Linked DNA regions of Mus musculus: region 2 is linked to region 1. Evidence: chromatin loops called from intact Hi-C (ENCODE). Cell type or tissue: left cerebral cortex. All regions are shown on one strand. Each heading gives the region's core, and the rest is flanking DNA. Links, peaks and the distances in the headings are about the cores only. Region 1 has its middle 13 kb from the start of Cryzl2. Region 2 has its middle 5.9 kb from the start of Gm15486.

What was found. Peaks named below come from ENCODE experiments on the same cell type or tissue, not always from the same donor. Only the 100,000 strongest peaks of a DNase experiment are listed, where the experiment ranks them.
Region 2: it touches region 1 in a loop (3-fold over the local background); 2 of 42 quality-filtered maps call a loop at or near these places.

What each region holds. Positions count from the first base shown.
Region 1 is chr1:157,441,590-157,450,104 of GRCm38, reverse strand. No RefSeq gene overlaps it. Among named protein-coding and RNA genes, the nearest start is that of Cryzl2, 13 kb to the left of the region's middle. In left cerebral cortex, for the core only: a CTCF peak has its summit at 3,563 (motif pointing right); DNase peaks (open chromatin) are centred at 2,814, 3,584 and 4,520; H3K27ac peaks cover 1,728 bases.
Region 2 is chr1:157,513,348-157,521,862 of GRCm38, reverse strand. It overlaps a transcript of Sec16b not described here. Among named protein-coding and RNA genes, the nearest start is that of Gm15486, 5.9 kb to the right of the region's middle. In left cerebral cortex, for the core only: no CTCF peak of the experiment used is centred there; DNase peaks (open chromatin) are centred at 2,263, 2,521 and 3,505; H3K27ac peaks cover 2,296 bases.

The DNA of each region.
Region 1 (8,515 bases), core at 2,528-5,027:
GCTGCCGAGCGATAAGCAAGCTCCCGGGCCTCAGGAGGGTGCAGAGGGGCTGCTATTTCAGCAGCAGGACAATCATACTTCACAGGTGTGATTAGCTTTAAGAAAGACCTCACCACAGGAATCTCACTTAATCCTCAGATTCTGTGGGGTAGGAATTAACCCCATTAATCCCACCTTGCCCTCAGATGTTAACTCCTCCCTCTCCGAGGCCTCCTTCCATGTGGCTCGTGACTACGTATGTAATTAAGTCATACATGAAGTGGGGGTTTCATTTTTACTTCATTCCTTACCCCTCCCTGCGAATCACAGCCAGCTCCTCACAGCCGACTCCACTAAGCTTCCCTTCCTTCACTGTCTCAACTGTGCACCAACGCCCAGAGCAGTAAGACTGTTCGAGCTGTCCCCAGTGACCTGTTTGCCGGGTCTCACAGGCTCTTGTCAGTCTCTAACATGGCTGGCTCATTGCAGCTTCTGAAGCCAGCCCTCTGCTCATTCTCCTCCTGGTCCCGTCGTTGTTTTCTGAGTCTCCTCTACTACCCAGTGCTTTCAGACACTGCACACCTGTCTGTTTCTCCCTTTCCCTCGGGGAATTCTTTTTCCTATTACAGCTTCTGATTCAGAGCCCTGCTTCCTACCTTGGTCTCACCACCTGTGACTTCTCACTCTCCTCAGCCTTAAATACACACTCCATTCCTGGCCCCAGCTTTCACATGACCACCATTTAGAGTTTTTTTTTTTGTTGTTGTTGTTTTTTGTTTTTTGTTTTTGTTTTTTTTTTTTTAAAAAAAGCACTTAGCATCTGGTTTTGTTTTTTGGTTTTTGTTTGTGTGTTTGTTTTTTTGGTTTTTGAGACTGGGTTTCTCTTGGCTGTCCTGGAACTCACTCTGTAGACCAGGCTAGCCTCGAACTCAGAAATCTGCTTGCCTCTGCCTCCCAAGTGCTGGGATTAAAGGCGTTCGCCACCATTGTCCAGCTTAGCATCTGGTTTTATGACATTCTAAGATCTCTTCACCCTGAATAAAGCATGAAGAACTTCAGGATAGACATGCAGACTTCTCAGGTTCTGCCTTCTGAGTGCCTGACTCAGTGCCTGGGACCTGGCAGACGCTAAACTTAGAGGTGTTTGGCAAGTTCTCCAGAGTCAAGCAATTGGAGGGTGCAGCTAATTTGGTTTTCTCTGACTCTCAGCCTCAGCCCGGGAACACAGCAAGGTTACAAGAACTTTATTCTTAACACTTAGTCAATCAAGGGGCAAGATGTCGGGGAGGATTTCCTTTTCCACAAACACTGCTCATTTACCAGGTGTGGAAGGGTTAGTGTTTGTGTAATCTTCCTTTCAGGCTCCCCAGGATAAGAGAGGAAAGGGGAAAAAAAAAAGGAAATTAAGAAAAGAAAGACCCACCTCCCGTCTGTCTCTTCCTCCCAGTGGACAGCACTGCTCTCACTTCCTTTTGAGCCAGGAGGCAGGAAGCCTAGCTTAGCTCCTGAACCTCCCCGTTAGCCTTAGGTTTCCTTACAGATGACTGTGCTAGGGAATGATCTAATAGGACAATTCACAGGACTAGCCATGGAGATAGACTGTCTACTACCATCGTGAAGCAACATTCCTGGAAATGCCCCCCCCCCAACATCTCTCCCCACCCCCCAAGAAAGGAAACTTCGATTTCCCTGGGATAAACAAGCTTTCTAGAGAGAGAGGCTCTGTCACAGACAATTTGTGAACTCGCCAATTACAAGCTCAAGTTCCACCCAAATACACACAATCAAAGGCTTTTACCAAGGCCATCATTATATGTGCATGGGCTTCCTGCTGTCTGGGGAACGTTTTTTAACACTGCAGTGGTGCAGGGGAAAAAATGTCATCAAAGCATCGAGGTAGAGATGGTTTGCCTAGAGTGGCAGGGTCTTTTTTTCCACCTGATGGCTTACTTCACCTTGTCCTTTTAATGCCACAGCCTGGGAGGGAGCGAAGGAAACCAAGAGGAAAAGAGTGGGCTGGGTTGTGCATGTAATTTGTCTCACCATTTTAGACGGCTCTTTTAATGAGCTTTCTCATTAAGGGCTCTGTGAGTTTATGCTTAAAGTTTTCCGGAAAAGCCGATTAGCCAGCTGAAATCAGATGGCACCTTCCCAGCCGTGGCTTCTTTTCCAGGTACTGAAAGAGAGACTATGTAAGAAGAGAGACCTGACCTAGCAAATATGAAAGCAAATGATGTAACGTTAGGCAATCCCTACGAAAATACTAGTGGTCATCAATTATTAGATTATCGGAGGCATCGGTGATAGCTTTGCTCTGTTCAACTTGTTCCTGAGAACAGAGAGGATAATTGTCTTGTGCTATCCTAGCCCTGAGCTCGGATTTCCTGTAGAGCGCATATTATATTGCATCAAAGATAAAGTGCCCTCTGGGCTTTGACCCCTGAAAGTTGGGCACTCAGTCTTACCTAGTCCTCCTTCTTATTTCCAGGCCCCAGTGCAGCACTCAGATCCAGTATTAAATCCAAATCCACTAAATAAGGTTCACCATTGCACTGACCCAATGAGGGGCCACCAGGACAGGAAAAAGTGCATCAATGATTTAAGTGAGTACCAGGCTGCACACCAGAGAACTTGATCAAGTGGCAGGACTCCACAAACATTTTAATGTGCTGACAGCCCCTAAGTAGGGCAACAGCCTTCAGTTAAAACTGTCCAGAGGGAGAGATGTATTGAGATCCAGGGAGACAATTGCTTTGTTGCTATGAGCATCCTCTGTTGGGTTTCTGAGTATGAATGGGTCCTTTTCATAACGGAGAGCTGGATGTGGCTTTTGCTTTGTTTGCCTTGCCAGTGAGTTTACTTAACAGAATCCAAGCACAGATGCACGAAAGTGAATCCTAGCTGTTGCCTATGCTTGAGCCGATTGTCCAGGATACCCACGCTTCTGCTTGGATGGTACAAATAATGCCCTACTCCCAGTGCCTCTAGAGACTTCGGGATATGATATATTTGCACAGCTTAACACAGTGTTGGCCATAAGGATATGTATCATGAGGCATAAAACAAGAAGGGGGGCTGGAGCTACCCGTCATTACTGATTCACTGGACTGTGTAGAAACACCAAGAGGGGGTGATACAATCCTTCCCAAAATGTTTGCTGAATGACCCAGCCCCTGACCCCCACCCCTTTACAAGTCTGGTGAAGAATAAATAGTCTAGTGTCCATGCCAGGGATGCTTGCTCTGTCTCTCTGTCTCTGTCTCTCCATCTCTCCCTCCTCTCTCCGTCTACACACACACACACACACACACACACACACACACACAGAGTCAGTGAGCAGTGAATGGTCCATGCCCAGCGACATCAAAATGAGCTTGGATGTTCTCACATCGAGTGCGTAGGCCCTTTGCGGTGCAATCAAGGACAGCAGCAGCAGATCCCTGAAGGTGCTGATGAAGAAAAGAGTTGGTCTTCCAACTGGTATGGCACCCTATGGGTTGGCATGTATAGTTTAGGCAAACCCCCCAGATGGTTCTGCTTCCTGCTCAAGTTCAAGGACTTCTGGCCTGGCAGAGCCTCCGGTCACTAGAGGGCAGCCTGAAGCAGCCTTTTCGAGCGCTTCTCCCTTGCCAACTGCCAAAGCTGTGGTGCCCATGTTGTTCTGGCCAGTAGCTTGCCAGCCCACCCAGGAACCGGTTTCCTTCCAGAAACTTGTCTCGTTGCCACAGCACTGAATATATCCTGCATGCATTTCACAGTGGCACTATCAGAAATCCGATTCCCAGAGAAAAATGAGTCCTTAAAGATGTACAGATTGTGCATTCTCAAACATTAGATATTGGAAGAATCGAAGGCATTCTTCCTACTCCCAAAAAGTTCAAAGATAAGGCAAAACTATAAAGATATCTTTTTTAAAAGATTATAATGAGTTAGCAGTTTTCAAGTTAATAGAATAGAGTGGTAAGTTAGACATAGATGCTTGCCTATATTCATCAAGGAGCCCCAGGCCCAAGGGGGCTGAATGGCATCATTGCAGACTAAGATGTTTGTAAATTATTGTGGGGAGGGTAGGATGAAAGGGGACCTTGGAATAAAGTGAGACCCAGAGTCTAACTCAAGGCCTTCTCCTGGTGCCTCAGCGGGTACTTTAAATATCATCAGCCATCAATTTTCATATTGGCACAGTGTTGTGGATTCAATACAAGCTTGCAGAGCACTACTGGGTGCCAAGCTCTGGGAATACAATGGTAGGTAGACAAGACAGAGACCTTCATACCGCCCTCAGCCATTTACAGTCCAGTGTGGGAAATGAATGAGCAGTTCTGAATCAACGTACTGGGTGGCAGGTAAGGTAGGGTCTGTGAGTGTCCGTAGGAGAGAAGCCTAACTCAGGGTCCAGGTGAAGAAAGAAGGAAGGCTTCCTGGAGGTAGAGCCCTCCAGTGGGATCATCGAATACAGGAGTTAGAAGCAAAGAAAGGTCAGGGAAGAGAGGAAGCAAGGCCTATTTAAGGAACTGAAAGAAGAGCCTGTAAGTGGGTAAGAGGGAGCCCAAGAGGCAGAGCCCAGCATTTAAGAAGCCTGTTCTAGGGCTGGTGAGATGGCTCAGTGGGTTAGAGCACCCGACTGCTCTTCCGAAGGTCCAGAGTTCAAATCCCAGCAACCACATGGTGGCTCACAACCATCTGTAACAAGATCTGACCCCCTCTTCTGAGTGTCTGAAGACAGCTACAATGTACTTACATATAATAAATAAATAAATAAATAAATAAATAAATCTTTTAAAAAAAAAAAAAAAAAGAAGAAGCCTGTTCTAGTGGGGATATTCGGTAATAACCCTTAGGGCACTTGGGAATCGCTAAAGGGTCAGGAGTAGTGGTGGGAGTCAGGTCCCCACATTTGGGAGCGCCTGCTGATGCAGGGTCAACGCTACCTCGGAACACTAGCAAACAAGTCTGCAGGACTCCGCCTTGCCCTTTAACTGGACCTTTCCGGTTTCCTTCCTCCGTCCATATTCATCAGTTTTCCCTGAAACTCTTTCAAAACAGAGCTCTATTTTAAGGTCATCTTCACTGGGAAGGAAGCAAGAAGAACCTAGCATGTGACTGTCATGCTTGCTGGACTTACTTGCCTGCCCTCAAGTCCCAGCGTTCCTTGCAGCAGGTGATCTCTAAGGAAGGACAGGGACAGAGGGAGGCAGGGGGATACCAAGTCCCAAACCTGTTTTCTTCTAGGTTAGACAGATTCACACTTGTCTTATGAAGGCAAGACAGAGAGGAAAACGCAGAATCTTTTGGGTCCCTGCCCAGAACATATGCAAAATGTACAGAGAGGCCTTGTCTCCCCCGGGGGGGGGGGGGTAGCTGATGCTCAGGTCTTTCCTTTGGCCCATGTGTCCAAATGTAAAACCCCTAATCCAGCCTCCAGTCCTGAGCTACAGGTTGCTCAGAAGCAGGTGATAACAGTAAACTTTAATGACCAGCAGGCTCGCCGGGAAGCACAGCCGTTTAAGCCTTATTTAATTAAAGTCTAATTCTATGCTTGTTTGCCTAAAGACTGATATAAAAAAGCTCCCACTGCCAGCAGGTTTAATGGACTCCACCCCACGTCTATCCCACGGTAGCCTATACTCTATTCTCGTTTCCTAAAACGGAGAATAAGCCTTCAGATAACACCCGTTCCTCCACTCTGGCCCCTGGGACGGGAGGCTCACACCCAGTTTTCTTTCCATCAGAGCAAGGAAGAGTCTGTGTTGTGTGCAGGGCCTGGAGCCTCTGGTCACAAAAATAAACCACTGGAGCGCACGGACTTTCCTTTCCTGACAGTGAGCTTAGTCAGGAAGAGGCACTTGCACAAGATATTTTCCCCATGTTTTTCAAAAGGCATTCAAGGGAGAAACAAAGGGGTGGAAAGAAGGCTTCTTAGCCCATCCTCTTTATTCCCCAAAACAGGCTCCAGGGAAGCCATCCCTACCCCTATCCTTATAGCTCCCTCTTCGGTGTGCACCCACCCCTTCCCACCCCAACATCCTTCCAGATTCCTTTTGCACACTGCTCCACTGAGACTTAAACGAACCACCGTCTCTCTGATTGTTGGGCTCATAACTGAAACTTCCCACACAGCAATATGAAGAGACGTATGATTCAAGCCTCTCCGTTCCAGAAATATTATTAGTCTCGAAAAAAAAAAAAAAAAAAAAAAAAAACAACAGGGGCCTGCTCTATGTCTGTCACCTGAAATAAACTCCCAGTTTCTTCCTCTGCTTCCCAGATGCTCGATTCTAAAGATTATTCAAGCTTCTTTTACCACCCCCAGGTTCCCTACCCCAACAGTTCTAGAGAGAGGGAGGAGGAAGGTGAAGCCCTCAGACGTTGGCCCCAGGAAGGCGGGGCGGGGCTGGACGGGACAGGGGGATGAGGGTGGGGGATAGTGTTGGGATGGGGGAGATGTGGTCACAGGGAGCGAAAATGCGCTGGCTTAACCTCTGAGACTCCCTAGAGACTCCAGTTTGTGTCTCTTTGCGGAGCTCAGAACAGCCTGTATGTTCTCGTCTCCCTGTTGTGTGCCAGGCGCTTCCCCAGTGAGATATCTCCAGTAGAAGCTTTTCCTGTGAGGGGTGGGGAGCTTTTGTTCTCTTCGAAATCTGGTGCAGCTAATTAAAAGCATTGTCCTGGGAGGCGGGAAGTGGAGGGCTTCCAGGGACCCGTGTTTTTTACCGGGGAAGAGTGGCTGCTGTGTGCTATTGAGATGTTCTTGATCTCTTGGCCCTGCTGGGCCAGCCACTTCAGGGGGAGATTTTGATAAAGCCCAGTAAAGTAAAAATAGACTCGTGTAGCAACGGCTCTCCTTTTCTTCCTTTAGCATGTGTTCTGAGAGGTGCTGGGTTGCAATTACAAACCATTTCAGAGAAAGGCCCTCCAATAGTTGGGCTTTTGACTCCTATTGACCCGGAGCATTTTGGAGGTCATGGGACCAGCTGCTTTATTCTGTTTCACCCATTTCCTGACCAATTGCATGCAGGCATGTTGCTGAAGTAAAATTTCTAGCAACGTTTAGCTATTGGTTGACAGTGTAGAAGTAGTTACACCGCTCTTGGTTATTGATTTTAAAGACATACGTGGTTGGAGCTGTAGAAATGGCTCAGCAGCAAGCTCATAACCATCTGTAACTCAAATTCCAGGAGGTCAGCCTCTCTCTTCTGACCTCCAAAGGCACCAGCAATACATGTGGTACACAGACATCCGTGCAGGCAAATACTCATACACGTGAACTAAAATAACAATAAAAATAAATAAATTAGAGCCGGGCAGTGGTGGTGCACGCCTTTAATCCCAGCACTTGGGAGGCAGAGGCAGGTGGATTTCTGAGTTCGAGGCCAGCCTGGTCTACAGAGTGAGTTCCAGGACAGCCAGGGCTATACAGAGAAACCCTGTCTTGAAAAACAAAACAAAAACAAAAATAAATAAATAAATAAATCAGGAATGTGGTATTATAGAATACAGCATTATACAAGTCTTAAAATATTATATAATCTAGGATAGTCCCCACAGAGGCAAACACGGTTAGGACCAAAGTTTGATGAGGCAGCTTGCACTCATTTGAGGAGTGTCACTCCTCTGGTTTGTACTCTCTAGAGTCAAGAAACTTCATTCATTCAGCAAATGCTACAAATATTTACTGGGCGTGAACTATATGCCTGGCAGTGTTCTAGATGCCTGGTATGTAGATCTGAATAAGACAAATACAGAGCATATGGTGCCTGTGGCCAGGGAAAATGAATAATAAACAATGTTCAATAAGTAGATTATAAAGCATATTATGCAGTGATAAGGGCCTGGAGTTGGGGAGTAGATTAAAGTAAGGCCACCTGGGAGAGTTATGATGCGATTGGACAGAGATGTGGTGGGAGAGAGAGCGTTAGCTTGCGGTTCCTGGAGAAAAACTTGAAAGAAAGAAAGAAAGAAAGAAAGAAAGAAAGAAAGAAAGAAAGAAAGAAAGAAAGAAGGAAAGAAAGGAAAGGAAGGAAAGGAAGGAAGGGAGGGAGGGAGGAAGGAAAAAAGAGAAAGAAAGAAAAGAGAGAGAGAGAACAGAAAAAAACGAGAAACTGCCAAGGACCTGAGATGAGAATATTCCTACAGGGGGCCTCTGTGAATGCAGTAGTGCAGGACAAGAGGAGAGAGGAAGAGGACATGTCCTAGATCAGCAGAGTCCAGGGTAGTAGAGCTATCAGGATGTCGTCTTTGACGAGAAGGAGGGAGCGGCTGGAGGTTTTGAAGCATGGGAATGAAGCGCCCAGATTCACGTTTTAACAGAATCACCCTGGCTGCTGTGAAGAAAATACCCTGTAAGGAAAACAAAAACAAAAACAAAAACAGCACTAGAGATGAATCCTTAGTGTAAACATATCCCCCTCCCTGGGGATAGATTTTGAAAACAGGGCCAACCAGATCTCGGATAGATTAAATATGAAGTGTGAGAATAAAAGCCAAGTTCAGGCCAAGGCTAGGACTTGGGGCCTGCAGTTGGGAAGAAGGAAAA
Region 2 (8,515 bases), core at 2,065-4,564, 72 kb before region 1:
CTCAAGGCTATTTGAGAGAAAGAGCAAGTAGGACTATATGCACATTATACAAGAAAGGACATTGTGCATAGGAGGCAAGTACTCAGGTTTTATGGCAGAACCGACATGAATTGGTACTCTGTTAGCTAGAGAACACTGGGGAGGAATCAAGGACAACCTCCAGAGATGAGACCATGCTGCATTTCTTTTTAATATACAGTAATCTTGGGAGAGGAGTCGATTTTTTAGAAAGATGATGGAGTCAGTGTGAGACATGCTAAGTGTGAGGGACCTGGGGGACACAGATAGCTACAGTCGACAAGGCATTGGCTGTGATGGTCTGGAGACCAAGAAAAAGGCCTGAGAAGAGCAATGAGCAACATAACCAAGAAAAACCGATAATGAGAAACAAGTCTGAGGGACACCAACATGTGGGACTGTGACACAGAAAAGGAGCCTGTGCAAGTGGCACAAGTGATAGACGGATACCCTGAGAACTGGGAGGAAGCAGTGCTCTGTAAACCAGAGGAGGTGACAGCTGCAAAAACAGGCACAGCCGACAATTACAAACTTCAGGGCATGGTGAGAAAGGCAACAAGTGAAAGATATTCTCTGGGTTACTGGATTGGACTATTAGGTCTGAGGGTCTTAGCATGAACCATTTCAGTGGAGCCATGTTCAAGGCAGACTTAGAAATGTGGAGGGACCCATGGCTCTAGCTGCATATGTAACAGAGGATTGTCTTATCTAGCATCAATGGGAGGGGAGGCCCTTGGTCCTGTGAAGGCTCAATGCCTCAGTGTAGGGAAATGCTAGGGCAGTGAGTCGGGAGTGGGTGAGTGGGTGGGGGAGCACCCTCACAGAAGCATCGGGAGGGTGATGGGATGGGGGGGTTTGTGGAAGGGAAAACCAGGAAAGGGGATAACATTTGAAATGTAAATAAATAAAATATCCAATTAAAAAAGAAAGAAAGAAATGGTGTAATAACAAAAGCAAGACAAAAGAGACAACAAGCAAGCAGTTCTTTCTCCGGGGCTAAATGGGTGGAACAGGGCTGGGTGTACGGCTGGCATTCAGGTTTAAAGAATCAGTTTAGAGTGAACAAGGCGACATATATGAATGTGCTGGGTCAAGTGGAGGAACCTAGACACTGAAGAGAAGCTGAAGGGAGGAATCTCAGACCAGACATGTAGAACCCAGGATAGGGGACCCCACGTCTGAACCTCACTAAGGGAAGAGATACATTCCTCTGAGAGAGGAATAAAGAAGGCAAAGACCACACGTGAGTTTATACACATGGGACCCAAGAAGGAAAACTTCCCGAAGCCGATTGACTAGTTCTACTAATTGCCTCTCGAATAAGCATCTGGGAAGGGACTTGAGAGACACCAGAAAGTTTAAAATGGCCAGGGTGGAAAACATAACGGGGGGGGGGGGTGTGCTACAACTAGGAACACATCTTCAAATAGAAAGCGGACTGGAAATATCCCAATATTAGACGGAGGCTCTAGCTTTAGCCTCCATAAGGGCATGGGCTCTCTGTGCTTATTCCATACCCTGTGCCTGGCATGTAGTACCAGCTCAGTTATGTTTTCTTTATAAACATCTCAAATGCAGAGCAGCGATAGCTTCACCATGATTCCATCCAACCGTTTGCACAACAAATATAGGATTACACTTTTAGACAGAAACTCGAAAACAGTAAAAGAATGTTGAGGCTGTGACTGAAGGAATTTGGCCAAAGAGTGAGTAGATGGTGTCTCATAGGCACAAAGGAGCAAAGATGGGCCCACATTATGTATAAGTCTTGTTAAATAGCATTTGAAATGTAAATAAAGAAAATATCTAATAAAAAATTGTTTAAAAAAAAGTCTTGTTAAGCCAGGGTCACTAGCTATAACTGAAAGACACATTCCAAAAAAGAGTGAAAGAAAAACATTAAATTTCAATAATTTTTAAAACTCAGTCCAGGTGGGGGAGACTGGATAGTTTCCTTACGTGTTTTTTTATTTCCCCAGCAGTATCTGGGGTACTGTGTCTCTTTCTAGTGACACTAAGAATTAATCAAAGAGTGCAGGGCCCCTAAAGCCAATCTTACAGGTCAGCTATCTTTATAGCCTTAACCAGTTATTGATCAACAAAGTCCTCAGCCTTCCTTTGGATGAAGCTGGGTAACAGGAAAGACACAGAAGTATGCTCTGGCCAAGAGTTCCAATTATAGAGATGTGGGGTGCCAGAAAAAAAGGGGTGCCTGTGCCAAAGTCAATTAGCCTGGCACAGATAATCTAAGTCACCAGTACCGGCCCTGGGACTTCCTGAAGGCTTAGAAATAGAAGTTGGCACAATCTATAGGCCACTAGACCATAGTGCCCTATAGATAATCTTGACAATGGATTCCTTTTGTTGCCATTTGTCTGGCCTCCCACAGACCTGTTCTTCCTGCATCCTGAACTGCAACCGATAACTAAAGAGACACCCCATCATTCAAGAAGGACTCCAAGCTTCCTTGGCAGCCCTGGGCTGGCAGAGGGGTCCTACTTCTCAGCCACTCGGCCTCCCATTTAACTGGTACTCTCAGAGTCAGGATGAGTGCACCCATAGAGGGTTGTGTCTGTGACTTTAGGCCCCATGTCAAGTGCCAAGGGGCAAAGAAGACTCACACAGCAGCTACGGGAAATAAAAGTCTTTAGCGTTCTCAGGGTATTCTCTCTGCTGCAGATCAATGGCTGTCAACGCCTCAGAAGAGAAGCACACCTCAGTCCTGGAATAACTGTCTGAACAGGAGACCCTGTTCTACCATCTGTTCACTATATAAACCTGTTAGTAACATCCATATCATAACATTTCTTCATCTGCAGAGATGATCACAGAACCCTACCTTACAGAATTATGATGAAGATAAAAAAAATCATATCTAAAACTTACAAATAATTTAAATATAGTAAATGCTCCATAGGTGTTAATAATTGCTACTTCTCTAGATGTACGAGAAAATGCACCCACAAAGTATTCTACACACATCACCAGGAAGAGACTTGAATATTTATTACTGCTGTGAAATCAACAAATCCTCCTTGACACTCAATGCAGTGCCTGCATTGACCCAGGACTTAGAGGAAATGGAGAAACAGTATCACTTGACTACACAGGGGAAAACGCCAATGGATTAAGGTGAGAACATCAGCATTCACAACTTTAAGAAGTGTGGTCCAGTGCTTCCCGCACAGGAGGCTGGTTGCTCCAGGAACAGGGCAGGATGCCACAGGATGATCATGAAGCATGATTTTCTTTCTTTTATAAGCTATTTTCAATAGAATTTTAATTTAACATCAGCACAAACATTCTGAAGGGAAGTTCAAATTTGCAGTCATTTTTTTTTTTTTGAAGACAAGCATGAGATGTCAAAAAAATTTTCCACATTGGCTATGAGACAGATAAACAGACACATATTCTGCACCCCCACACTGAGTCATTCCTCGCCACGCAGTGGGGAAGTCTGAGAGACATATTCTGAACAAGAGCAGACATTCAAGCACTCAGAGCCAATGAGCTGGAAAGAGCCTCTGGAAGGATTCCAGGCCTGCAGGTGAAGCCATGACCGTGCCAGGAAAGCTCAAGCCAAGGCCCCTGCTGATATACAGTTCTTTCATTTACAGACCTAAAGCTTTCTGAGCTCTCTACTGCTGGATAAAATTCTGTATTATATAAGACCCGGAGCACCCAGCCACTGCACTGCACCAACTCACTAACCATGTTTGGAGAGTCTGAAAGTTTTGGTTTTCCTGGAACACGTGGTATTTCTTCTCTGAGGAAAGGAGGTCCTCAGGGACCTCATAGTAGTATACACCAATATTCTAAAGCTCAGATGTCCTTCCTAAGGGATAACACACACACACATGCACACATGCATGCGTGCGCCTTAGAATCCCATCTCAGTCGTTTTAAGACAGGGGATACCCACCATGCAGCTCAGCAGCCTTTCCTTCTCCAAATCACACAGCCCCAGCCTTATTCATCAAATTTCCCATCTTTAAATCTTTGTGGAGAGTATCAAAGTTCCAAAGAAAACTGAAAATTGATGCGACTGGAGCAGGATGTCAAGCCACTTGAAGAGGACTAGAACTTAGTTGCTAGCACCCACGTTGAGCACTCACATTCATCTCCAACTCCAGGACATCCAGCCTACTCTTCTGGCCTCCAGGGGCCCCTGCACACAAGGGTAGGTGCAAGCACACACACACACACTCACACATACACTCACACACACACATGTTTGTATGCACATAAATTAAAATAAATCTTTCAAAAAAAGGGAATTGAAACTAAGCTTTAATTTTTTTTCCTCAGTTATTTCTCAGCCATGCACATTTGAGAGGGCGAAAAAAAATCACTCAGTTGTTATAATGTTCCAGATCCTTCATCTTGAATATGAAATCCTTAAAGGGCTGTTATGTGACTGAAATGAAATACCACACGGATAAGTACCTGTTAAGTATGAAGGTGAGTTTGGAATAAATGTTTGCCTTTCATCCAGGTTATTTTATATTCTATAAAGGTGTGACAAGCTAAGCCACATACACACAGGTGATACTTGGTCGGGCATCACAGTGGAGAGCTCTTCGAACTTGAAATTAGATTTGCATTCCAGCACTTCTGGGGATTAGCTGTGAGACAAGTAACTTAACATCCCAGGCAAAGGAGCCTTCTTAAAGGATACTGTATCTTGTTCCAGATACCCTTGTAAGACCGTGGTAGGATAAGTGAGAGAAAGCACTGTTTGAGGTTTAACTAAAAATTTAAAAAACAAATATAAGGTCTAACAGGTGTGGTCTAGCTGTTGGCCACAGGCCACATGAGTCTGAGAGTGGTAACTAACATAGTCCAAGACATTTGTAGATCCCCGGTGTGTAGCAACTGTTAAAAAGTTAAACTCCCCTTGCTAGAAGCACTTAGGAAAGTAACTGTAGTAAGTGTTCAGCACAAGTTGTTACTAAAAGAGTACAGATGCCAACAATTGGGAGATGAGACCTCATGACATTAAAAAGCTTCTGCACAGAGCCGGTGAGACATGGCCAAGTGGGCCAGGGTACAAACCATAAAGCATAAAGAGCTGAATTCAGTCCCCAGACCCACAGGGCAGAAGTAAGGAACCGACTCCCACAAGTTGTCCTCTGACCACTGCACAATCACTGTGGTACATACATACACACACATACATACACACACACACACACACACACACACACACACACACATATACATACATACATACATACATACATACATACATACATACATACATACACTAAAGTGATTTTTAAATTTTTAAAACTTTTATACAGCAAAAGAAGCTATGAAGTAAAGAGGCACCCTCACAAAATGGAATGAAGTCCTTGCCTGCTGTACATCCAACAGAGAACTGATATACAGAATAAGAACTCTTAAAAAAAAAAAGTAAACAAACAAAAACAATAATTGAAGAATGTACCATAGTTGTAAACAGATCTTTTTTAAAAGAAATACAAATGGCTAGCAAGACTTTAAAAGATGTTCAACAGGGAGCTGATGAGATGGCTCAGTGGTTAAGAGTGCCGACTGCTCTTCCAAAGGTCCTGAGTTCAAATCCCAGCAACCACATGGTGGCTCACAACCATCCTTAACAAAAAAATCTGATGCCCTCTTCTGGAGTGTCTGAAGGCAGCTACAGTGTACTTACATATAATAAATAAATAAATAAATAAAAAGATGTTCAACATCATTAGCAACAGTTGGTTGAAAGATCCATGAAATTCCATCTGACCCCAGTGACAATGACTGTCATCATGAAATCGAAAGGACAGCAAGTGCTGGAAAGAATGGAGAAACAGGAAAGCTCACTCACAGTTAGTGGGAGTGTGAACAAGCACAGCTACTATGCAAGTCAGTCTGGAGGGTCCTCAAAAAGCTAGAGATAGAACTCCATGAGCCACCACACCTCTCATAGACATCTACTCAAAGGACTGCATATCCTACTCCAGAAACACTCAGTCAAATACAGTTGTTGCTTGTCTATTCACAACAGTCAGGAAAGAAAAGCAGCCTAGATATCTGTCAATAGATGAGCAGAGAATGAAAAGATGACACATTTACAAATGAAAAGATGACACATTTACACAGAGGAACTTTCATAGCTGTAAATAAAAATGAAATTGCAAGTTAATGGTTGGTGCTGGAGGGAGGTGACCCAGGACCCAGGAAAACAAACTTTACATGTTCTCTCTTGTATGTGGATCCTAATCTTAGGATATGTGTGTTTTCCTTGTAGAGGCCAGGAAACTGGAAAAGGGCCATTGGGTCAAGGGTTACCTCAAGGGATAGCAGAAAATAGGTAATATGAAAACAAAGAGGGAGGCTAATGGGAGGAGTTGCTGAAATAGAAATGGAGAAGGAAGAATAAAGGGAAGAAGGGGAGGGGCTAACCAAACTGAAGAGTGTATTAAAAAGCCCTTTGGAAATCTACTCTCTGTAGACCATTTTTAATATATAGTTTTAAAAGACAGTCAGAAAGGAGCCTGCGAGCTGGATACTGCACCTAATAGCTATAGTTATTTAACCAAACCCAACGATAGGTGTTACGTCCTTCTGAGCAAAACACTACAAGTGCTTGCCGTTCCTTTCGGTTGCCCCCGTCAGAACTAATTGAAAAGATCCTACCACTGAAGACATCGCACGTCTTGGTCCACAGGTGTAAAGATTTGAGCTGGAACTGGGCTGAAAGCTTCCTCCATGCTAGCTAATCTTCACAGTTTAGGGAGTTACTGTGCAAGCTTCAAGAAGTGGGGCAAGAAAAGAAAACTCTAGTCTTACCCAGATGAGAACTATCATACCAAGCGAGGCAAGATGTGTCTACTGGCACAATGGTGGTGTAACTGTTATGGGGGTAACCATTAGTTAACTTAGTTGGGGCCATTCTGAAGGAGAAATGAATGCCTAGTACTGTAAACTTAATTTAAAAATCCATGGCTGAAGAGGTCTTGGATATGGGGAAAGGGGAACTTGTCACTATTGTTCAGCTCAATTGACATGGTGCCCAACTGCCTTCTCAATATTTATGTCTATGCTCCCAGACAAGTGCTATTTTCAGCCTTAATCAGAGAAGTTTCTCTTCGCCAGGAATGGTGGTGAATACAGAAACTCAAGGCTGCTCAAGGTGCAGAGAACACAGGGTGGCTGAGTGTTCAGCCCTAAAGAAGACATTTACACCACACAATCTAAGGCTCAGAGAGCAAGGAAGAAGAGAGCATGGGAAAAATAAACGAGCCAAAAGATAGGGGAAAGGGCAGAGAAATGTCTTCTTCTGGGCACATCACCTCCCAGCATCCAAAGCTGCCTGCAATCAGCCTGCTTACGGCTCAACCTGTCAGTAGTAGGCGTGGATCAGGGAGGGGCCCTCAAGGCTCTATGCCTCCTGATTGATTCTGAAGCAGGGCAGTCAGTGGTGTATCTAATGATGACGATCCCATCAGATTCCAGTGAGGAATTCTAAACATGTTGTCACCCAGGCAGCCCTGGTTAAACTCAGTGGGGAACAAAACAAAAAGACATGAACATGGAAAAGAAACTTATTTAGGGAAGAGGATCATAAGAGATAGGAGATGAGAGGGGAGAGTGTCAGTAATTAGAAGGGGGTGTGTGTGTGTACACATATATCTGAAACTGTTAAAGAGCCAATCCAATAAAAGATTTTTTTTAATTAGTTCATCATTTTGCACCAATGGAATGACTTACAAGCTGGCAGTATGACACTCAAATTTCATTTTTAAAAAAAAGTGCAGTTTTAAAGTTCAGGTCTTACTCAGTGACATTGTAGAATAAATCCAAAATGGTCTTCATGATTTTCCTGAACACAAAATTCTCACTATTGTTTTCTTCACCCCTTCCCCCCCACCTCCCAAAATGCAAGACTTGCTTTCTCAACTGTTTAGAGCATGTCGTTTTATTTAGCTTTTATCTTTCATTCATAACGAACTTTTCACGTTGTTTTACTTTATTATTGATAATCTAACCCATCGTTACTATTTCCAACTGTCATTCTGCCCTTTCTCTTATCATAATAACCCACAGCTACCTTATCTTGTCTTCCGGAGAAGTACCTGTCCCTGACTTGCTATTGCGTTATCTGGTGGAATCCGTGGGGGACTGTTCATTTGAGAAACAATAGGGAAGGCCAGAAAGGATCAGAGATTTTGCCAAGCTCATTCGGTACATCTGCATTAGTCACCAAATGAAGAACTTCACAGGAAATCAATCAGAGGATTTCTAGCCCAATGTTTTCGTCCAAAAAAAGAAAAAGAAAAAAAGCACAGTACTTAGCAATAGGCATAGAATAGATTCAACACAAAAATGCAATTATGTAAAAACTCATTTCATGTGAATACAATGATTACAACCTTCAAAGTCATCCAGCCTGTATAAATAGGCTCATTCAGCCTACTGATAGATTGGTAGGTAGGTAGACAGCTATTCAACGATAAAAATAAGAACTCAAAGATTCATT